2 separate regions of the Mus musculus genome follow, and region 1 is linked to region 2. A link is a loop called in an ENCODE intact Hi-C map of the cell type or tissue named here. Cell type or tissue: heart. All regions are shown on one strand. Links, peaks and the distances in the headings refer to the core of each region. The heading gives the core; the rest is flanking DNA.

Region 1 (11,874 bases), core at 1,554-9,553, 250 kb after region 2:
CTCCTCACAACTCAGTTTATTTAAAAGGAAAACAACATGAAAAGGGATTGCTTATCATTACCATTAACGTTAAAATTACTACTAGAATTTCACAGTGTTCTGCTCTTAACTAAAACCTTGAGAGAGATTTGGGTCGTTTTACCTGTTTCATAATCTTCCAGATTCTTCTCCTATCACAAATAATTGCAGGGCCACGGGACTATGTCTCCTTCTGCCTTCTCAGCACCTAGAATAGGACAAAGACTTCTCTTCCAGCCACTGAAAGCATTGAGAGCAGTTTCCCAGACTCTATGCCGTTGCAACATAGGCTTGAACCCCTCACTTACCATTAACCATCATGCTACCAGGGGCTTTGTCATCAGCCTCTTGTGCAAGGTCCAGTGGCAATCGGGAGTAGCAGAAACCCACCCAAAGTGGCAGCATTGAGAGGTTGGTTGAGGGAGGCTGCAGTAACCCTAACCCCTCTCTGTCTTGCTGTACCCCACCTCAGCCTCCCCTACAGTGTAGGGGTGAGAATACAGGACCCAGGTGAGGATCCTGGCAGCCCATCCACGCCCCTCCTCTCCCCAAGATGGTTTAGAGCCAAGCTGGATGGAAATACCCAGGTGATGTGCTGATGAGGGGAGGAACATGTCCATCCATTAATCCTCGGCCATGGTGGGCATGGTTTGTCTCTACCTCAATGCCACCAACATGACCATCACCTCCTCTGTCCCTGCAATGTCCCATGTATCTATGGCTGCATTGATTGTTTAATGATGAAGGGAAATTATGCTAACGCAGCTGGAAATCAATGTCTCATTTCCTCAGGGCTTGTTTGTCCTCAGAAGGTACATTCGGTCACAGGCAAAGGGCAGAGGTCACAAGCTGGTCAGATGGGATGTCCATTCTCTAATCAGATGTACTGGTCACACATGAATGCTCAATGACTGCCAGCTTTCACCGGACAGGACAGATTAGCAGGCCTACCCCAGGCCCCCAGAATAGTGGTCTCCACATTGTGAGAATATCCACATGGTATAGGGTCTTTCTGCTGAAAACCTACCTGCCAGCTGCTTCCAGATCTCTTGAGGGGCTCCTGGGAAATCCTGGCCCACACAGCATCCAGCTATTTTAGTGAGGTCAATAGGAAAAGTCCCCTCCTAGAAGGTTCTCACCTTACACTGTGCACAGGTGAACCAGGAAGGTCTTCCTGCAGCTGAGGTGCTGAGGTGGCTAGCCCTGGGCACCTCCCTGGGCTTATTCCCTTCAGACTCACAGCTTCCCTTTGTCCTCTGCTCCTTTTGATCTTAGAGCCCAGCCTGTAGAGGGTGTGTGCCTGGATGCAAACCTCCCAGGGAATTGGGGAGGCAGAGGAAGTGGCCTAAGGCCATCCCCTGCCTGGAGAAGACTCCTTAAATGTCAGAGTCACTGTTCAGGGAGGAAACCGCCCAGCTACTTTCTCCAGGAAGGCCAACAGAATGTATGATGCTAGCCTCACTCAGCACACAAAAGGGCCCAGCAGAGGTTTCAAATGGCAATGACATGCTGGCCTGAGCCACTCTGCATGGGTGACATCGGAGCATGCGCTGGAGAGAGCAAAGTCCACGAAGGGATCTGGAAGAAGCAGAGCCCCAGAATCACCCCCATGTCCCAGGCCAGTGGAGGAATACAGGGCCAAAAAATGGTAGAGTTCTTTTTTTTTTTCCTCTTTTTATTGGCAAAGTAAATATATTTTTTATGAAGGACCAAAGAAAATATACATAATTGTAACATATGTACACCAACTTTATAGAATTTTTTTAAATTTCAAATTTACACAAATGTCAACGTGTTATTAAAAGATATTTTATGTAGATGCGTACCTATGTACAGTTTATTTACATACATTCATAGGATGTGAAATAGACCTGTCAAAACAAGCTAGTTCAATTGGTACTAATTTCTAGTCCTGATGAGGAATGCAAATCTAGGTCAGACTGGGAGGCACTAACTAGTTGCTTGGCATCCACCAGACCTGTTCCCTTCTCCTCTCACCACAACCAGGAGGCTGGTGTCTGGTGTCTGGAGGAGGGTGAGCCAGGCTGGGTACGGCTGGCTATGGCTCCATTTGTCTTGCATTTAAGCACATGCATTACGGCCTAGAGCGAGGGTGGCCATCCTCCTGGACCCTCAAAGGCCTCTTGCATATGGCGGTCCTCACATCACAGTGCAGCCCTACGCTTTTTTGACCCACTTCCTTTTTCCCAGCATGGCTTGCTTCCTCTGGGAGCTACTATTTTGACACAGCCAAAACACTTCTTCCCCAGCAATGATGTTGACTTTGGCCCAGGTAGGGAGCCCAGTGGGAAGAGGGCAAGGGCCCCCCAAACACTGCTTCCAGCTGGCAGGAAGGCACAAAGGCACAAGGGCACAGGCCTGCCTGGGCCACCTGGGCCACCGGGGAACCAGCCCCCAGGGACCATAGGGACTCTAGGTCTTCCCCAGAAAGGCAGCCATGGTGGCTCTGGGTCATACCTCCTAAGATTCAGAAGGGGGAGGGGGCTGGTAATATTGTCACATCCTTCTGAAAAGAGGCAATAAGTTATTGCATTTAAAAACAAAACGTGGAGCTGGGGGAGGGAAGGGCGGCCACTGCGCTCAGTTGATGGCGCGTACTGCGCGGCTGCTTCGTGGGAAGCGATGCACTTTGATGTGTTTGGAGAGGTGGTCACTCCGCGCGAATTTCTTCTCGCACACGGGACACTGGTACGGCTTCACACCCGAGTGAGATCGCCGGTGCCTTGACAACTCATCTGAGCGGGAAAACCTGTGGGACATGGTGGTCAGCCAGGCCATCGTGGGCACTACCACAAAGGAATTCAAAGCCAGTGCCAAACAGGTGGAGGCGGGCTGGGGGTGGGTTGGAGGGCAGGTGACAGGAGGGTACTGGCAAAGCCAGAATGGAACTTAAGCTATTAGATCATGTTTATAGACACCCAAGGAGTTCTTGGCAAACCCCAGTGTCCCTGAGACCTCCTTGAGGACAAGAATCAAGGACCATGAGGCATGCAGGTTTGCTCTCCTGGCCAGTGCCTACTTCCCATGTATCTGGCTGTTCCACATGGGACGGGACCTAAGGCTGTTAGCCACCTGGGACTCGCTCTCCCATAGTCACTCAGTTGTCAAGTCCTTGGGCACTGGCTCACTCCTGCACTAGCAACAGCAGGTCAGCAGTGTTTGATCCACTGGCCCCACCTTCGCCTGAAGGAGGGGGCCCCAGATATATCCCTGAAAAGCCTGTGAAGATCAGCCAGAGGTGTCACAGGCCCAGCAATGGATGCAGACTCCTCAGACCACAGGGGTGCCTGGCTTCTCTGCTTCTGTTGGTGACAGGGAAGGACCTTAGATTTGTGCCTGCCAGGCTCTGGCACCCTGCAGATCTGGACACGAGGCCTTCTGAGTTGCCCCCAAATATACTTGCATGGTATTCCTAAGCATTTAAATGGTTTCCTGGAACACCCGTCTCTACATCACTCCAGGCCTGGGAACAGACATCCACAGGACAGGCAGGAACCAGAGCCAGGCTAAGATGCTCAGGCCGCTTGTCAATAACTTCCGGGACCTAAGATTCTATTTGGCTTCTGTTCTGCAACAGGATCTCCAGGACCTCACTACCCCACCACTACATATTTGGTTCGTCTATGCCTCACCTATTCGGACTTTATCCATCTCCCCTATGCCCTCCTCATCAGAGTTTAGCCCAAATGTCACCTCCCCAGGAGTCTGCATCCTTGACTCTCACAGCATCGTCCATCATTTGATTATCTTTCCTTTCGTGGGTGCTGGGGAATCGAAGCTTGACCATGCTAGACAAGCGTTGCACCATTGAGCTACACTATACCTTCAGCACCAGGGCATTTAAAAATTGGTCTCAGCATCTTGATGCTCAGCTGTCCCTAGACAGTGTCAGCTCCAGGAAGGAGGGCTCACTGCCAGTTCTCTGTGCTCAGGAAGGGAACTTAAGCAGAGGGACCTCAGCTGGCACCTCAGGTTGAGACAGGGTTGTCACACACTGTTCACTGCATACACTCCCAGGAACACCCAGGAGCTCCAGGCCTGGCACCCCGCTTCTAGACAGGGCCACTTGGTGATGCAGAATAGGTGGACAGCAGATGCATCACACTCTGCTGTCAAAGGCTATAGCCATCTCAGCCTGATTCTGTAGCAGGCCACACTGACCTCAGCCTGGGAAACATGAGAACAGTGGTACCGAGAGCAGGCAGGGCTCAGGACACCAAGGACCTCAATTTCCTGTGCTGCTGGCTGAGCAGGTAGAGCTACAGTGCAAGCTGCTGCCCCACAACCTTGTCCTGGGCACCAGGGGACCTGGTGCAGAGGTGTGAGCTGAGAACACCTGAGGCCAGAACAAGACCTCCTCACCTGGCCTGGTAATGCTGTTACCAGGACCCTGTGCCATAGTCGCATGCCTCAAGCAGGAGTTGGACACACACCTACGCTCAAGGAAGAACAGGTTTCACAGTCCCCACCCCAATGGTCCTGAGCATCCCCGACCTGAGTTTCCTCCCTCATTTCCTGCCTGCCTTCCAGGGAATGGGTAGCAGTCCTTTTGTTATATGACACCCTAGGAGGGACAGGCAGCTGAGAGGTAGCCATGCCAGAGAACAAGCTGTCCTCATTCCAGAAACCCTCTCTGCCACCATAACTTCTTGGTATCTGACAAGACTGTCCTTGTGACTGGACTAAAGATGACTCCTGCCTCACTGGGTCAAATCCTTTGATGACAGCCAGAGGAGAAGCCTAAGGCAACACTGGAGCAAGATATGAGAAATCTCGGCTAGGCAGGACACAGCCTTGGGATTGGTCTGGGTAGATGATAGCTTGTTAAACCTCAGTTTCCCTGCCTTGAGACAGAAATGACAACAGACCTATCTCAAAGGACGGTGGCCGTGAGGCTCCAGATGTGGTCATTTAAGAACTGTAAGCTCCTACTGGAGGCATGGGGTAGAGCACAGGGCCTGCCTGATACACGGCAAAGACCTGGTGCCTGGCATATGTGGGGCAGGCTCATGACAACTGATATTGGGTCACAGAGCAAAAGCAAGCACAGGGGCAACAAGTAATGCCAGCATGGGAGCTGTGTGAAGACACCAGTTGTCATCTGTCAGAAAGCCACTGTCAACAGCCAAATCTCAGAAGCTGCAGGCCCTAAGGCTGTGTGTGTGGTATACAACCTGCAGATGTTATCTGGAGCATCTGCTAACCACAAGGCCAGAGGACACATCCCCTCTTATGGGCAACAGTCACGATGGCTAAAGACGCTGGCCTGAAACCAAACCGCTAAGTTTGAATCCTGTGTCCAGCTCCTCCAACAGTGGCTTTGGAGTCCACTGTCTCCCTTTGGGCCTCCTGTGTCCACCACGGACATCGGCAGAACATGCCACACAGGCTGCTGACAGCTATTAATATTCACTTTAGCTATGGCCCAGCGAGATTCTTTCTGGAAGGAGCGGCTTGGCCACTCTGGAACAGGATGTTCCACTGCAGGGAACAAAGGAGGCCTATGTCTGCGAGCGAGCGAGAGAGGAAACTTCTAGGAAGGCGGCAAACAGCCACTTCCCAGATGGTTAGACCAGAACAGGCAGGCTGGCTTCAGTTCTTCCTGCACACAAACCTATGACCCAACAGTGAGAGAGAGAGAGGGAATCCTGGGTGCATAAAAGCAGAAGGCAGTGGGCTTTGGACTGGGACAGGTGCCACCTCAGCTGTGGAGCAGTCCCCTGGGCTGAGGAGTCGGGGGCAGGGCAGGGGCTCAGGCAAATTTAGGAATTCCGGGGCCCAGCGCCAGCAACAGCAGAGCCAGATGGGAAGCACAGAACATGCTGGGCCAACTAGGCCCAGCTGCAGGTGGAGGAGGGGCCTCTCCTCCTTAGAGGCTCTTCCAGGGAGGTGTGCAGGAGTGTGGAGAAGTACGGAGTCTAGCCTGAGTGAGGGAGCAAACAGCTGTTAAACTCCTCACTCTGGACTTCTCCTGCCCTGAGACAGGATTTCTCTGTGTAGCCCTAGATGTCTTGGAACTCATTCTGTACCAGGCTGGCCATAAACTCAGAGATCCTCCTGCCTCTGCCTCTGAGTGCTGGGATTAAAGGCGTGTGCCACCACCACCTGGCAACCCTGCCACTCTTAAGCAGCATGGCCACAGAGAATGTGCTTAACTGCTGTTTCCTCTTCTGGGCCCACGTCATAGTCTAATTTTAAGAGTTAAAGGAACTAATATACACCATGCCCTGCCAGGGCTGTTACCACCATTCTTGCTGCTGCTATCTCCTTTCCCACAGTCAGGAGCACAATAGAAAAAAAAAAAAAAAAAGCACAGCCCAGGGGCTGAGGACATGGCCCATTTGGCAAAGGGCTTGCTGTGCATACATGAGGAAGGACCCAAGTTTAGATCCCTGGCACTCACTAGACATAGTAGGGTCTACCCGGAATATGCAGTGCTGGTAGGGCAGAGGCAGCTAGAACTCACTGGCCAACCAGCTTAGCCAACCCTTGAGCTTCAGTGAGAGACCCTGTCTCAAAAAGCACGGTGCAGAGCTACTGAGGAAGACACAAGACAAGCATCTCTGGCCTTCATGTACATGTGTACCTGAACAAAGGAGCACACACACACACACACACACACACACACACACACACACACACTGAAAAAGCACAGCATACACTACACTATGGCCACTTCCATACCTGGCTGGACTGCTGGAGAATCAGTGGGCTATAGCACTCACAGGGCTGCACCCCACCCCCCAAACACTCATTAGGCACATCCCTGTGACAGATGACTGTTCTGTACCTCGATTTCCCTCTGTAGAACTGTTGTGAGGACGTGATGAACTAATGCCTGCGTTGGGGGTGCACAGCAAAGGCTGAGACACCATAGCATCCCTGGGCCCTTTGGGGTGGGAAGAGAGGCAGAGAGGAGAGGGGCATGGATGATCTTGCTTGAGAAAGGGGTAAAGCCAGGGAGCATGTAGGGGAGTGTGGGGAGCCAGAGCAGAAGGTTAGACTGGGATTCAAACACTCCAAGGTGTTCTCTGCCTTTTAGAGGTCAGATCGGTTTCAGGGAGTAATGGGCTACCGCAGAAGGTCACAGACAAGCGAAGGGGTTGGTGGGGGACTCTCCAAAGCTTGGAATCATCCCAACACACCGTGATGTGTAAGTGTGACCTGTCACTACCACCAACCATCTTCATTGCCATCTCATTCCATCCTGGCCAGATCCAGAGTCTCTGTGGGTCCATCTTCCCTCCTGACTGCAGTAAGGTATCTCTGCCCATCCCACAGCCTCTGGGTGGAAGACTGGCCATGCACAGGGAATTGCAAACCTTCTAAGCACAACCCCAGGCTTCTCTGATATCCAAGAAGATCCTAAGGAGCTCACACAATAACACAACCAGCCCTTTCCTGAGGCTGATGCTGCACAGGGACCTTGATCAGCATACCACGTCCCTAGTCTTGCTGAGTGGTTCTGCCTGAACAACGAATCTAGTGCAAGGCTCAGGGTCAGAGCTAAGGCCGTCCTTGGACACCTTGTGCTTCCTGGAGCAGCAATATGGTGGCAAGGACCTGTCTCCCAGCCCTCATCCTTGACAACATCTCATAGCCCGCAGCTCTGGCCTGGCCCCTTGCCCTCTGGAGATGCCACTTAAATAGGCAGCGCTGGTCAGAGTTCAGGGCAAGCAAGCCTCAGAGTTAGGACTGTTGGATAAGGCTATTCAGTGGCTTGCCCATAAGTCCCTGTGCGTGTGCACACCTGCCAGTTCCTAGGCAGGACACCTTTGGGGTTCTTCTTCAGAGTTTGACTGTGGGAAAGTGGAAGTTCACTTCATGAAAAGAGGGCACAGTGAGGACCCCCACACTAGCTCAGGGCTCCAGGAAACAAAAAGGGCCAGACAGGAAACCAGGGCCCCTGTCCCATTGCCCCCTCCAAACAGGGACTACTGCTCTTCCCTTGCTCAGTAAACACCCTTACCCCCAGGCCTCTCTGTCTGGGCTTTTCTTGCTCTACAACCCACCCACTTATTATCCCACAGACCTACACTGCATCTACTCACTAAAACAGGTGGCTCAGAGAGGTGGAGACCGCAGGTCTAGGGAGCCCAGCATTTGAAAAGTTGTGAGAAGACAGTGATGCCTCCCAGGAAGGGCCTCCACAACCCAAGACACTGCTGGGGGAAAGTTCCTTTTCTGACCAATTTGGAGTTGGAAGGGAAGTTCTGCCACTGTCATCCCTCCATGTTCAGTCTCAGCAGGGCAGCACCTGCCCTGGGGCCAGCACCACCAACTCAGAACCAAAGCCTGGCTCACAACACCACCTCTGTGACCTGGTATGACCCACACCAGGTACAAGACACATATGATCACACAATACATAAGCAGGTGTGCCCATACACAGCAGGCATCCATTCAAGTGATCTAGCTCTATGAGTCCTCAGCAGACACAGATGAACCACATCAGACAGAGATAGACAGGCACACACATACACTAACACTGCTGGCACACATCCTAGCTATGAAGGCCATATCACCCTAAATATGCAGGCCACCGGCCTCCTAAAGATAATGAGCAGCATTCAGAGGCCAGGCCAGGGTGACTGCAGGGTTCCATGGTCCCTGGCACCACATCTGGCCATCTGAGGCTCCTCTCCCTGAAGTGCTGGGCACCCTTTTGCCTGGAACATAAGTCTGAGGTATTCTGCCATCTTTGACCCCCTCATAGCCCAGCCATCTATCCTTCCTTCCAGTTGTCCTCCATGGCTTTCCAAACATACCTCCTTGTCCCCAGGAAGAAACAAAGCAAAGCTGAGCCCACACCCGTGAGCAGTTCTTGTCCCCGGGCTGGAGGGAAGTGTCATTTTCTAGTTCAAGTCTTGGGGCTCACAGTCCACTCAAGAGTGCTACGGCCTGGGTGGTTCTTAGCCAGTCAGTTTCCATGTACCTGACCAAAACTGTCATGGGTGTGATGGTAGTACTTACCTGGAGGTGCTGTAAGGCCTGCATGAGCCTCTGGCCTGTGCCCATGTGCCACCAAACTCAGCTGCCCCTTTGTTGCGTTTCCTTCCACTTCAGCCTAGCCCCTCATCTTCCTTCCATCCCAGCCTGAGAGATTCCACACAGCTCAAGCCTCAGCAAAACTTACCTGGTCTTTAAAGAGACCAGAGACCAGGTGGCTTCCAGATTTAGTCTCCAAGTGGGACAACAACTGTCATCTCTGATCCTGTCCCCTGCCCATCCCTTGCTCCTTTCCTAATCCACCTCATCTAATGGAGAAAGGGACCTTGTCATACACTCGGGGGAGCAGAGATGAACCTACTTGCTTGTGCCCAGCCTATCCAAAAAAATACTGACCTCCAGCCGCAGCCTGGCCAGGTGCAGGCAAAGGGCTTCTCGCCTGTGTGCCGACGCAGGTGGGCCTTGAGGTGGCTGCTCTTGGTGTACATCTTGCTGCAGCCTGGGAAAGTGCATTTGTGCATTTTGAGAAGTTCTGCTGCTGGGTTCTTGGGAAACTTCTGGCCCACAAGGAGGCCAGCAGGGCCGGGCCCTAGGGATCCTGAGCCAATAGGTTTGGCGGCAATGGGCACAGGCGCAATTCGCACAAACTTTGAGGGCAGGTTCAAGTTGGAGGATGGTACCACTTGAGGCAGGAGTGCAAAGGTCTGCCCCTGGATGTTGACTAGAAGCTGGGCGACCTTGACGCTCTCTGGGGCCTGCCCTGGGGAGGCTGGCCCTGTACCTGCCTCCTGCTTCACAGCAACAGGCTGGATCTGCAGTAGCACCGGCACGGGGCCATCATGTGCTGGCCCCTCACCTGCACTTTGGGCACCACCCCCACTCGTGCCACCTGGTGGTGGGGTACAGCGCTCTCTCCCAGCAGACTCTGGATGAAGGTGGCTCCGGTGTGACCCAGCTGAGAGCTGGCTACAGGTCTCCAGGTCCCTGCTACCGTTCTCTGGGGCCTCCTTGACCTCAGCCTCCATGTTCTCTTCCAGGAATTCTTCAATCTCCTCCAGGGTAGGCTGGAAGGGCCTGGAGACGTCATCAGTGTCCCCTGACAGAAATTCAGGGAAGCAGAAATGTTCCTCCTTCACAGGCACAGAGGCTCTCCTCCATGATCCCCAGGTCACAGGGCCACTGCTATCTCCAATACCTCCACTGCCACCACCACTGCCCAGTGTGGCCCGGGACAGGAGGAAATCCAAGATGCTGCCCTGGGCCTCAGGGCCTGGACCCGCACTGTAGCAGGAACAGAAGGCTTGCGAGTCAGGGCTGGCACAAGAGCAGGGGCTGGAGACATCGCTGTCATCCTCCGAGATGGGCGAGGGCAACATGTGGTATGGCTGCCGGCTGGCCAGCCTGTCCCCTAGGTAACCCACTGAGCATTTCGGTGACGAGAAGGTCTCGTCCACTGGAAGCAGGTGGTCCACCATGCTGGCCTGGCCGAGCCTGTGGTGACTGCAGAGAGGGAACAAGGGAGGCCAGGTTAGAAGGACTGCTTACCAGTGCCTTGCAGCCCTCACCCTCGGCTGCCTGCCCAAGGCCTCCTGTGGCCAAATGTCCAGATCCTGCTTCCATCCCAAGGGAGAATGGGGCCGGCGAGTATGTTTTCAAAAGTTGCATCACCCTATTTGCAAAAGAGCCCTCCCTCTCCAGGCCCGTTGCACAATCCAGGGCACTTCTGGTTTCAAACATTTTCCAGAATGATCCTGGAAAAGAATAAGACAAGGAACGCTCTTGTCCGCGAACAGCTGAGGCCACGAGGAGAGAGGGAGCCAGAGAGGGGAGGCCCTGAAAGTCGCCAGCCCCTGGACTCTGCTTCCTACCTTGAGTCAGAGAGGGGGTGAGAAAGGAAAAGGCCATTTGCATTCTGAGCTCAAGGTATTGGGGCTTCTGTAGGGTTTCCAGATTAAGCAAATAAAAACAGGCTGCTTGTTCGATGTTGACTTTAGATGTTCAAAAATGAACATCTGTGGATGTGAGCATGGTGTCCCCAGGACTGGAAGGGATGGGACACACATCTGTCTGGGCTGCCCATGCTTTAATCAGGTAGCCATACTTTAGAAAAAGATTAAAGACCATTTAAGTGCCTGCCTGCCTATGTGGTGTTTCTCCACAGTCTAGTTCTCAGACCTTTATCAAGAGTCGAGAGCCACCGTTCTCCATGACTGGGAAAAGTCTCACATACTTGAGCAAAAACCTCCTTCCACCATAACATCTAACACCTTCCTGCCATAATGAGCAAGGTCCAGCCCCTGGCTGTGAGTCCATAGAAGGTCAGAGAGCCCAGGTGTGGGTAACCTCCTTGAACCCTATAGCCGTTGGGAAGGATGGGGGTGACATTCGCCCTTGGCCAACGCATGAGAGCAGAGCCTCCTGTTCTGCCTCCCCAGCCCAGCTCTCCTGTCTGGGACACTCACCGACTTGGGGGGCTCAGCAGATGCCTGTGTCCCTTCTTGGCAGCACACTCTCCTGGGTCCCCAACACTCAGCACCACACCAGGTATCCAAGAGGGGCTCAGAGAGCGGGGATCGGAAGGAAAAGGGAAAGCTGTGTCCTCTGAAGCCAAAGGCCATACTAGGTCTGGTATCCAAGAAGAGTCAACAGTCTCTGGCTGTGATGGGGCCACCTCTCTGGACTTTTGTCCCGCCCAGTGACCATGTCTGCCTGTGTGATTATCAAACTGATGGGGAGGATGCTCAGGCTGCATCCTGTCCACCTGACTTCAGGTCCACTCTACAGCCTAGCACCCGGTACTGACCAGCTGCCGAAAAGCCAGTCATCCCGCTACCGTGTGCCTTAGTCTCCCCAACTGTTCTATGTCTCTGTGCTCCATAAGTTTCT
Region 2 (11,874 bases), core at 1,433-9,432:
CGGACTGGCTGTGTGGCTTTGTTTGTTCCCTTACTGTTCTGACTCCCACTCTGCTTTTCTATGGTTGAAACTCACCTGAAATGAATCTGTTGTAGGAAAAAAAGAAAGAACATTGGCTTTGAGCCCCAGCACACACACAAGGCAGGCTCAGGGGCTGGAGGTAGAGACACTTTGTTTTGCCTTTCTTCATCTCCTGTCTTGGTCTTCCCACCATTTTCCAAAAGAGCTTTGTCCTGCAGCAGAGCTTTGGTCCCAGTGTCCCACATACACAAGCCCTGATTGCTCCTCTAGAACCTGTGTGCTCTGTCTAGCGCTGCTTGGATCAGCTGTGTGACCCTGGGCAAGGGAATTAACCTGTCTACCGCCACTGCCTGCTGAATGGGATATGGTCAAGATTAGGTGCAGTCACATTTAGATACCTTAGCTTTGTCTTTTTGTTTGTTTCCTTTGTTTGTTTGTTGTTGCTTTTGCAGAACACAGTCCCCCCCAGTTAAGTGTCTTGCCCTTCAGTTTCCTATTGGTTTTGTTTACATTTATATATCTTTATATTGTATTATATTAATTTATTTTATAATTTATAATTATATATTTATACAATTTATATAAGTATATAATACATAACATATTTATTATTCTTTTAGTCATAAGTTGAGATGCTTCAGAGACATTCTTAGCCCATGCCTTCTAGGCACTATAAGCCCTTTAGAAAGAGGGCAGCTCCTTCAAAGGGGCCCCAAGCTGATGCCACTGCCACTGAGCCTATCCCATCCCCCATGCCTCCTGTGGCCACTCTTGCTTGTTCAGACATTAATTGGTTAGCCTGCAGCCATAAGCCCCAGGCAGTTCCAGCCCTGCCACAGAGGTACTTGTGGCTCTTAGGTTATTGGGTACTGCTTGTACTGTGTGACCTTGGGTCTTTTTCGGGTGTTTTGCACTGTCTGAGCCTCAGTCCATCCAGTATTAGGAGAGTCAGAGTTACCCTGGTCTCCTGGGGGAGTTCTCACCTGAGAAGGCATGCCCAGAATGGTAGTGCTGGCTCTGCTTGTTCATTTCTCATCCTGTGTGTGGATGGGCACTCCTAGAGGCTCAGCCACACAGGGGCACCCCAGGAACAACAGTGTATAGCTGACTGGCCACAAAAAGAGAAAATGCAAATAATGGAAAGTAGCCATTGTCCATGGCGTATGGGATGTATGGGTGGCAGGCTACTTAGCCAGGATGGCTCAGTTGTTAAGCTCCTCTTAGTGTCCTCAAAGCATGGAATGGTGTGGGAGTCAGGAAGACAACCCAGCAAGCCCAGCCCCTCTCCTGACTGTATGGTGTACTCAGTGTGAATTACTAGTAACCAGGGAAATAGTCTCTGAGGTGACACAGCTGGTGGCTGGTACGCTGAGCAAACACTATATGCTGGAAAGTATAAATTGCCTACCCAGCACACCAGGGGCCCAGCCCTTGATGTCTTTGCTGTTAAACATAAATTACGGTTGACTATGAAAATTGGTAGAGACCAGAAGGGTGTGTGGGTTGTGACACTTAGAAGATGCTGGCCACAGGATCTGAGAGGCCCCTTAGCGTATTCTGGGTAGCTCTCTCACTAGCCCAAGGCCCACATGCTTGCAAGGCTCTGAGATTTCTCCTAAGCCAGCAGCAAGCCTATGGTTAAATTCTAGCTCTGCCAGACTGGCTTGAAGCAATTAATTTGGTTTCCTAGGTGTCAGTTTCTCCATAAACTGAAGAGAGGATGCTGAGAGAGTTTCAGGGACAGCATTAGGTCAAACCAGTACTGCCTAGGGCACCAGTACTTCTGGGATCCTGACTGCTACTTCTAGTCTTGGCCTGCAGTGGGTAGCAGGGGGCTGGGGCACAACCCAATTCCTCCCTAAAGTGGATATAGGAAGGGGAGACCTCCCTTGCCCAGCCCCTGTCAGCCTCCTCACTTGCCTTGGACAACCCTTTGTCTTTGACCATATTTGACTGTACCAATTCTTAAAGCACGTGGTGTGTGCTCAGATTTACAGAGCAGAGTGCTGACAATGTAAAATTCAGGACACAGGTGAGCTTCCAGGTGGGCTACAGACTCCATACCAGGGGACACCTGGAGGAGTCACTCTCCTTCCACGCCCCTCACAACACTTCTGGCTGCTTTGAGACCAAGAAAGGGTTAGTTACCTTTCTTGATTATATGCATAGTAGCATTACTATATGCTCTGCAGCTAAGGCTATCAAAGCACGCACATGAGCATGCAGCCCCAACTTATGCCACATCCTCCTCACCAGGGGTGACCACTGTCCAGGGTGCATACTCAACCATGCACACATCCCCTCCTTTGTGTTTTCTTTCTGCCATGCAGTATATGGAACGTCCAGCCTTGTGCATGCTAAGCTAATGCTACGCCTCCAAGCCATACTTCCAACACTCCTTTCTCTCAACGTAGCATTCTTCTGCTTCCTCTTCATTTAGCAAGGTTTCTCAAAGGTCAACCCCTAACAGGTGTAGAGAGCATCTTTCTTTTCGAATGGTTGATGAGCAGCCTTCCATCAGCTGGATTCTCTCCCCTTGCCCATCTCCAGCCCATACAAGATGGAGCAGGCTTCTGTAGCAATGTCTGCTCCCGTTGGTTTTGTAACATGTGAACATGCACTTTGTGCCGAGGGCTGCTTGAGGGGAGCTGTTAAACTGGCTTTCGACAAAGATGATCCTTGTGGTAGCTGGGCAGCTGCAGTGTGACTGTAAGGAACATTCACCTGGGGATGGGCTGTATCCTGCTGCTGCCTGCCACCCAACATGCATGTGTCATTCACCTTACTGGCTTAAGGTGGGCTCCATCACTTACAAGTGTCTTTCTTAGGGAAAAACTCACCTTCTGGGTGCCAAAGCCTCTGTGATCAAACAGGAAAACAAGCCCCATGTTGTAGAATTGCCTTCAGGAATATGTGAACTCAAAGAGCTGGCTGACACCAAAACCTCCACTCCTCTCACCCAGGCAAGCCTACGCCTCCTGAGGACAGGCCTGTATCTGCATCCTGAGAGGCCAAGGATGGGCCTGCCTTGCAACAGGTGGAGATAATGCTGGAGATAATATTTCAGGTTCACATCAAATGTGCCTCCACCCTTCCAGGATCCCACCTCAGTCATTCACAGCCAGTGGGCTGGGATCACACTGGTCGAAGTCTTCTTCCCCACTGGGACAAAAGAAGGTGTTGTTTAAATCAATTATATAGAGAAGATTGCAGGAGGAATGTTAACCCACTTAAGAGTGGCTGGTGTCTCAGGAGCCCTTAATGGCATCTATTTGCCAGGCAGGCGCCCCAGCCCTTGTTATAAAGGAACACATCTATTCATTAAGCTGAGGCCGCCAGGCCCAGGCCTGGCACCACCCAGCCAGCTGCTCTTGGCTGTGAATTCAGTGCTTAGGAATAAACGGGCCTGTTCTGCAGTGGGAAAATCAAGTGGAATGGTCTGCAGGAGGGCAAACTCTTGCAGCATTCCAGATAGGTTTTTCTAGATTCCCTCTATTTCTCTGCCTGCTTTAATAGGCAGGCAAGCCCTTGTTTAGGTAGAGCTGGATGGAAAGAAATCTATGCCAACCGTGACCATGGTTTCAGTGTATTTTGTCTTGTTTATAAGCTTCAACCAGCGGGCTTCCTTTCATGTTGGGCCCTCCCAGTACACTACACACGGGACCAGCAGTTTTTGCTTCACCTGGCTTTTCTAGAATCTTCAGAGTACAGAAGGGTGAAGGAATCTCTCAACAATGCTTATTGATCACCTACTATAGCCCAGGAACAGAGGTGAGCCAACGGTTTCAGAATATCACTCTGGTGGAAGTGACCACCAGCACACAAGTGCTAAGCAAGGTGATTATGGACCAGGGTGAACTCATTCCTTCATCTGTTTTTGACATAGGATCATGTTCATGGCCCTATGCTTGTAGTAATCTTCATTTTTGTAGTAATTTTCCTCTGTCTTATGAACCTTAATGCTGAAGTAGTGGAGGTCCCCTGGCAGTTTGAGCATATGAGCATATGGGTGCTGTCTTTGAGATCTCCTTTTCAATCATCTCCCACCCAAACCAAACTCATCCTTGGTCCCAACTCCTTGGAAATGCTCACCCCTAGGTCCTCTGAGTGTTGGCTTGACCTGAGGACCCACATATTAAAGAGGACATGGAGAGGTACTAGCAGCTGGGACGTGAAGGAAAAGGTAAGGGTGACCTCTGTTGGGACTCCAACTGAGTTCCCAGGATGGCCTGGCAGGGCTGGCTCCCAGGTGCCCCTGTTCTTCTCTGTCTGCCCTCTATGATGGGATGGAGCAGTGTAATGTGGCAGTGTAAAGAAAAGGGAGCAGACTACATATGGGCAAAGCACCCAGGCATGGAGGGTGGGGGGTTGCAACTTTTGAGTTTTTACTGAGACCCTGAGGTGCAGGTTGTCATGCTACAGAGGAGGAGGCTGACACTGATTAGGGATTGTCCATGACCACAGTGCAGGGACAAAGTGGAAGTCTGACCTATCTCTATATGATAATCAACCAGAGGGAGGCAGCCCCCTGAAAGAGCTTCCAAAGCCTAGCTATGAAGGCTCAATAGAACATTTAGCAAGCACAGACTTGGGACACCAGCCCTGGGTTCAAATTCTTCACTCACTTTTGCTCTTAACTCTGCCAAGTCCAGATCTCTTTCTTCTGGATCATGGTACACGTAGTCCAGGGCCTGCATCTAATTAGTACCTGGAGTCTAACTTCATGGTTAAGATCATGATTGGGAGCCAAGAGGAGAGGTGGGGAGGAAGGAAAGAGATTGGACAACCTGTCCAAGATCCAAGAGCACACACTTAAACTATTGGTGCTTTGGACCATACCAAAGCTATTAGGCCTCAAGCTATGAGCATCCCCACTGTAGGAAGAAAGGGTGCATGCTGGCTGCTTTTGAGTTCTTGCCCCGTGGGAAGAGGTAAGGGTGGAGGAAGGAAGGAACTTTCAGGCTCCAGGGGGCGCCCTTGTCTTGGGCCTGGCTATGTGCAGTAGGGTCACTACTACACTTCGCAGGTACCTTTGTGCTGAAAATGCTATGAGCATGAGGAACATGGGGGGCTGGAGGGGTGCCAGAGATCATCCCATATCTTCCCTGAAGACCTGATGTAGCTTCCTTCAACCACTCCCTCAGGAGAAATAGGCTAGGACAAGGAGCTAAAGTGAGGAGTACTTTTGCTTGTTTGCTGAGGTTATGGGTGCTAGAATTGAAATATGTGAGGCACTGTGTGTGTGTATGTGTGTGTGTGTATGTGTGTGTGTCCCGTGGACAGCTGGTGGCTGACAGAGGTAGCGGATGGCTGCATTTCCTCCTCAAGCTGTTGGGCCCTTCATCCAGCAGGAAGACTGGCCTTGAGCCATTTCCTTTGCCCTTAGACAAAGACTGATAGTTCATATGACTGTACTTTGGAAGCCACAAGCCCATCCCCTGGGTTCCAGGACATCAGGCCCAGTTCATCTGGATAGGACAGCAGGCTACAGAGCAAGAGCCTCTGAGGTTCCTCTTATTCTCAAGTTCATCCAGGCCCCATATGTATGTTTCTTCTGTGAAAACTAACTCAAATTCTGAAATGGGAAGTTGGCCCCTGTTAGAAAGACGTTGGTTTACCTGCGAGTGTTTCTGTCCTGGGGGACGCATGGCCTGCCTCCCTAAGAGGTCACACCCTTAGACTTCTGGGTCTGTTTCTGTTGTCTGTCTCCCTAGTTTGGGTGATTTGTATTTGTTTGGTTTTGAAACAGGGTCTCATTTCATGGCCCAGGCTGGTCTCAGATTCAAAGGTGCAGGTAATCTTCCTGCATCAACATTCCAAGGAGCTGGGACCATAGCTGTAGTGATGCAGCCTGGCTTTGTGTACCTTCTTCACTGCAGCCAAGTCACATGCCTAAGTGCCACTCCATGCTGAGTTAGAATGGAGGATTTTAAAGCCATCCACTCTGGATTATCTGCCCTACTGTCCAGGTCCCTGACTGCTACCAAGGCAATGTGCCTATGTCACTGACAGTGTGTCTAGTACATGCCCACACAGTCCTGGGTGCCCTACAGCAGTCCATTTGTACCTAAGTTTCCCTGCTCATACATGAGGGTTTGGGCTCAGGGAAGGCCACTCAGCTTCCCCTTCCTCACAGAGCCCGCTGTGATAGGAAGTTTCCAGCTGAGTGGTCAGTCACACGTTAATGATTAGCAGGCAGGAAGTGGGCAGCTTGAGTCTATGAAGATGTTCCAGGTGATCTTCCTGGACACCTGCAAGATACAGCCAGGTCAGAGCCTCACTGCAGTCCTAGAGATTACTCAAGTGCCAGCTAGAGTCGGGCCCTCTGTGAGCCAGCTCTGGGGCTTAAAGACGTTCTTTGAGGTCACTAAGCATTTCTCCAGTCCTTTGCAGATTGAGTTCTTTGCTGTACGAGGGTTTTACAGAGTAATAAACATGATTTAAACTTCCAAAATTTAAAACTAGGCTGGAGAGATGGCTCAATGTTAAGAGCCCATACTGTTCTTTCACAGAACCTGAGTTCATTTCCCAGCATGCATGTCAGGTGGTATGTAGCTTACCTGCAATGTTAGCTTCAGGGAGTCCAGTGCCCTCTCATGGTCTCTACATATACCTTTACTCATATGTACATATTTCCATAAGACAGACAGACAGACAGACAGACAGATACCTAAAAATAATAACAATAAATATTAATGTTTTTCTAAAACTATCAGAGCTCAGACAGTGTAAGTCTCTTCCTCTTCCCCACCGCCGTCCCAGTCAGGCTTCTGGTGCAGAGGACCAGGACTTTCTGGGATCCCCAGGTTCCCTTCCCATGGCAAATTCTTCCTTGTGTCTCTTGTAAACAACGATCTGGGAGGTCTGTGGTGTGGCTCAGTGGCAGAGTGCTTTCCCAGCACATCCCAAGCCCTGCTTAGCCGAAAGCAAGCACAATCTCAGTGTCATGTGACTTTGGTGCTGTGGAAGCGTGTTCCATGTTCCATCTGACTAAACACAGCATGTTTTATGGCCTTCATCCTTTAATGCTCCATGTATCTTCTAATGTTCCTGTCACTGCCATCTCTGACAGAGCATTGAAATGTTATGGCCACTGTCTGTTTAGTGTGGGCTTCCGCAGATGGGTCAAGCAGCATTGCAGGATCCATTTCTGAGAATAAGGATTAGGCTCTCACGTGCATAGACTACCTATCTAGCCTGTTGATTTCCTTGCATCTTCCGCCACAGTGTTTGCATTCTACTTTGGCAGTTCCTGCCCAGGTACTAGGTATGGTTGGGTGGGTGGGTGGACAAATTTTACTAAGTGACTAGGGCCACTGTGAGTCTCCTGGGAGACTTGAGATCCTTTTGGGAAGGACTGGATAACTTTACAGAAGACATGTCTCCTTTGCAACTCTTTAGCTAATTAGTGCAAGACAATGACTCCCTTATAATAAAACTTTATTAAGACAAAGACAAGACAGCTGAATCTAGGTCTCAGGCAAACCTTTTGATATATGTAGCTGCTAGGTACCTTGGGAACCAGGTTCCCCTGAGTAGGCACAGGGATGGCTTCAGGAAGGATAGGGCCAGCCCTTCCTCTCATCTATAACATAGTTTACTCACATAAAGAGGGGGCTCAGTAGAGTAACTGGGGTTAAAGAGGGAGGGGGGTAGTCTGATGGCTGTCTGGGAGAAGGGCCATGAAATTTGAACCCCAAAGTCTCAGCCATGTGCCAGGCAGAACAAGGGTTAGGACTGAGTAAAGCTTAGCAGTAAGAAGCTTACGATTGCTTACTGTTGGCAAGGCGGGCAGGAGGGGCAATGAGGCAGTGCTGGGGAGGTGGCCTATAGCCAGGCCACATGAGCCTCAGCCAGCTGTGCAGAGGAGCTGGGCTTCACCCTGACAGCTTGGGATGTCACATGTCTGGCCAAGGAGAGCAGAGAGACTGTCAGAAGCCAAGAGGATGGTAATATGTCGGGATTATGGAATGTAAAACAGGCCAAAGCAATCAGCTCAGGACTAAAACCCAGGCCCAAATTATGGGACTAAACATTTTTATGACTTTGTTGCTTCCTGCATCCCTTAGAGAAGCTCTGACTTATTTCTCAAGACCTAAACCAAAATGTCCCATCATTATGCCCTTTCTAGGGGCAGTAACACCATGTTAGGGGATACTTGTTACCATAGTGTCTCCTTATGTACTCTTCATGTACTTCTGTACTCCTTCATGTACTCCTTATGTACTCCTTCATGAGAACAGAGTACATGCTTCTTAATGCTGGGTAAATTAAGCAGTATATTGAATCAGCTGGGGTAGAGATGTCTGATGACCTAACACTCTGAGGAAACTGAGACCCTGGGGGCTAATAAATTTGCCTAAATGACAAAAGTAAGGACTGATTCTGTCTGGGCTAGTCATTTCTGCAGAAAAGTTGGCATTCCCTGTGTCTCCCAGCCAAGGCTTTCCTCCCTCACAGTCACTATCATTTGTGAGAGAGAGAGAGAGAGAGAGAGAGAGAGAGAGAGAGAGAGAGAGAGAGAGTTAGTTCAAGAAGATGAAGTCAGAAGATAGAGTTTAGTTTCCAAGGAGTCACCCCACCACCATACCACGTGCTCACAGGAAAGCACACCCCATCTAAATCCCAGCCTGGTTGGCTGCTTGCCCTGGCCCTTTGAGAAGTGCCTGGAATTCCTGGTGGATATGAATGGAGAGACTGAAGCATGCTTCCATGAAGTTCCTGAAGCTGGGCCTGGGGGATCCTCTTGATTCTATTTAGTATCACCTTATTATTAGAGGGAAGTTTGGACAGAGTTGGGAGTTTTCTTCTGGCCTCTCCACATGTAGCTACTACAGTCTGGTCTCCTGACACCTTCCTACTTTACCCTAGCTAAGCAAATGCCAGCTGTGGCCACCATGTGCATGGGAACCTTCCAAAGTGAATGATAAATGGTATTACTTCACACATTCATTCCTAGGGGCCACTGGGGCCAGGCATCCTTCAGGGTCATCCACTGGCCACTGGATATGTATTCTTTGTAGAAATGTCATTCTCATCCTTTATCTTTTGCTGAAAATCAGCCTTCTAACTGATGAGCAAGAGTTCTTTATGGGAGACAGTCCCTAGAGTATTGTCAGATCTGATATGCAAGTATTTCTTCCCACTCTGTAGTCTCTGGGTTTTTGTTGTTTGTGTTTTGGATCTAGGTCTCACAGCATAGCCCAGGCTGGTCTTGAACTCAGGTTCCTCTTGACTCAGTCCCCTAGGATCTGATATTACACAGACTTGTGTCACCATGAACAGCCTGTGTATTTTTAACATTGATGGGTACAAGATGCCCCCATGTTGTGACTCCCACAGTTTCCCTACTCCCTCAGGAAATGGTCTTGCAGGTGGGGTGTTCAGGCTGGATGTCTTCTGTATATGTGCATTCCACCAGTGTGGGTACTGGGCACATCACCTGCCCTCTGTGTTATGAGCAAGTTAAACACACAAGAGTCAGCAAGCTGTGAGAGCTTGGAGAGGGGGAGGAGAAGGCAAGGAAGGGCCCTCAGCTTCAGTCTCCTCATCAGTGAATGAGGCCCGGAGTAACACTTTACAGTGTTGCCCACTGGCCCCATTACCAGTAAAGTACTCTACGATGCTGATCATTATTACTTCTAGCACGTCCCTGGCCGTAAAGGGTGTGTGAATATGTTTAGAAAGAACCAACTGTCTTTCCTCCAGATTTGGGATAGGCGCTCCAGAGCCCTGGAACTTGTTGCTCCGCTATTTGGGGGATGCAAAGTTGTGTACACTGAAGCCAGTCGGGATTGGCACACGTTGAGGTTTTCAGCGCATTCTACCTGTTGCGCTTACAAGTGTGGAAGACACCCAGTACATCAACCAATACAGCAAGCCTGGGATTCTGGGATTCTGATGTTATGGGAACAAGAGCAGAATCTGCGCTTCTCCCGGAACTCACGGCTCTGGCCACGCCCCCACAAGAGCCCCACCTCCGCCCCTGCAGCCCCGCCCCCTCCCGGCCACATTCCTCAGGCCGGACTTGAGCTACGCCTGGCAGGCGGCGGCGGAAGGGTCGCACCGGGCCGGTGATTGGACTAGCAGGCCTAGGGCTGCGTGAACCTGCAGGCGCAGGGCAGGAGGGACCGGCGAAGGCGCGTGGCGGGCGGAAGGGCTTTCCGGGATCGGCCCCAGGGTCCGGCGACCGCGGGGGGAGTCGCGGGCGCGCGGCTCGGCCTGGGTCCCCGTGCGCCGGCCCGGGCCGTTCCTGTGGCGGTCGTCATGTGGTGCCTGCACTGCAACTCAGAGAGGACCCAGTCCTTGCTGGAGCTGGAGCTTGACAGCGGGTAAGGCCAGGCGAGGGCGGAGGCCAGCGGGAGGAGGTGGGCCCCAGCCACAGTGGGCTTGCCAGCGGTGGGGATCTTGCAAGTGGGTGCCAGAAGTGGGCTGCGGGATGGGTGTAACTGTTGGGGCAGGGCGCCTAGCCTGCCTGCCAGAAACGGGACTCTGTTAGGAGAAAAGTGGGTTGTAGGCATAGGAGTTCTGTCCTGTGAAATGAGTGGGAAACTACATTCGGTGTGTATGTAAAGGGCAAGACAGCAAATGGCCAGGAGTCTGTGTCAGAGAGGCTACCCAGTTCTGCCTGTGTCTTCTGTCTGATTTCGGTGCACAGACTGCTTAGGGGCCTCTCCTACAAGTCTGTTTGTTGGAAACCTTGGGTCTGTCTGCATTTATATATCTACTCTGTCAGGGAGACTCCAGCAAGAAGTGTTCTAGGTGAGTGTGGTGTGTGTGTGTGTGTGTGTGTGTGTTTGTGTATTAGATACCACACACCTGGAAGGCCACCTGGGAGTTGCGGGTACCTGGAGTTTGTGTGGCTGCTGTTTTTGACCAAATACAGATGTGAATGGGCTGCTAGCTGGGAGGGTGGTGGTGTTTACATGCTGGAATAAAGCTTATGCCTGTCCAGGAAGGAGTCTGATGGCTCAGAGAAGTGGGCCAGTCTTGATTTTAGGGGCCTATGGAAGGCTGTCTGAGTACCCTAGGCCTGGGTTTATGGTGAGAGGGAGACTGTGTGTGTATGTGCTAGGAATATTGATTTCCTTTTGCTCGGCAGCACAGCTGCCCCTGAGCTGTCTGCAGCCCCCTCCTTGAGCAGGGGTGTGAGGCTGAGAGGATTTGTTGACAAGTAGACTGGGCCTCTCTGGGGGAAGCCCACCTAGAGCCTTTTAATTTTATTTAAAAGTTTCCCCAAAGCCTGCTTAGCAGTTGCAATGGAACATGAGTGTATTTTGCAGTACCTCACGCCTGGAGTTCTGGACCTGAAGCTTATGTGAACTGTGAGGAGGGGGCCCATTTCCTAAACCCAGTACTGCAAACATCTGAGGCCAAAGCCAGGCAAGATGCAGCTGCAGGACCATCTGTGTTGAGTTGCAGGCTTCGCTTGGAATTGGGGTTCACCATCAGATCCCACGGGTGCTCAACACCTTCCACACTTCCTCAGCTGTCCCATCCAGTGTTTTGCACTCCTGTCCTGTGGTACGAACACCCTCATATTGCAAGAGAGCAAAGAGTTTGTACTTTCAGTCTCATTAGTGCTAAGGTTCTGAGGTTTATTGAGTGCCTGGTAGACCAGAGAGGGGCCCAGCAGTGAACGTAGCTGTGTTTTTAGTTTCCATGCAGCCAGGGTGACCATGGTCACAGCATGACCATGAGAAACGGGTCAGCAGCTTCTGACTACACCTCTTTTCCCCTGGAGCTGAAGGGGGCAAGGGTTGGGGGTTTTTTGTTTGTTTGTTTTTGTTTTTTTTTTGTTTTCTTTCTTCTTTCTCTCCATTAGAACTTCCAAGTGTTGCCACTTTAGCTAAC

What was found. Hi-C counts contacts between places; a loop is a spot of excess contacts. Peaks named below come from ENCODE experiments on the same cell type or tissue, not always from the same donor. Only the 100,000 strongest peaks of a DNase experiment are listed, where the experiment ranks them.
Region 1: it touches region 2 in a loop (2.0-fold over the local background); 3 of 42 quality-filtered maps call a loop at or near these places.

What each region holds. Positions count from the first base shown.
Region 1 is chr6:90,465,034-90,476,907 of GRCm38, reverse strand. Klf15 (Kruppel-like factor 15) reads right to left here. Exons shown (of 3, transcript NM_023184.4): 2 at 9,385-10,488; 3 at 1,670-2,788. The coding sequence starts at 10,463. The coding sequence ends at 2,620. Among named protein-coding and RNA genes, the nearest start is that of Klf15, 8.4 kb to the right of the region's middle. In heart, for the core only: no CTCF peak of the experiment used is centred there; DNase peaks (open chromatin) are centred at 2,277, 4,447, 5,527, 8,457 and 2 weaker places; H3K27ac peaks cover 1,538 bases.
Region 2 is chr6:90,714,686-90,726,559 of GRCm38, reverse strand. All of the region lies in intron 1 of Iqsec1 (IQ motif and Sec7 domain 1), which reads left to right. Among named protein-coding and RNA genes, the nearest start is that of Iqsec1, 90 kb to the left of the region's middle. In heart, for the core only: a CTCF peak has its summit at 4,983 (motif pointing right); DNase peaks (open chromatin) are centred at 5,025, 5,369, 7,834 and 8,659; H3K27ac peaks cover 31 bases.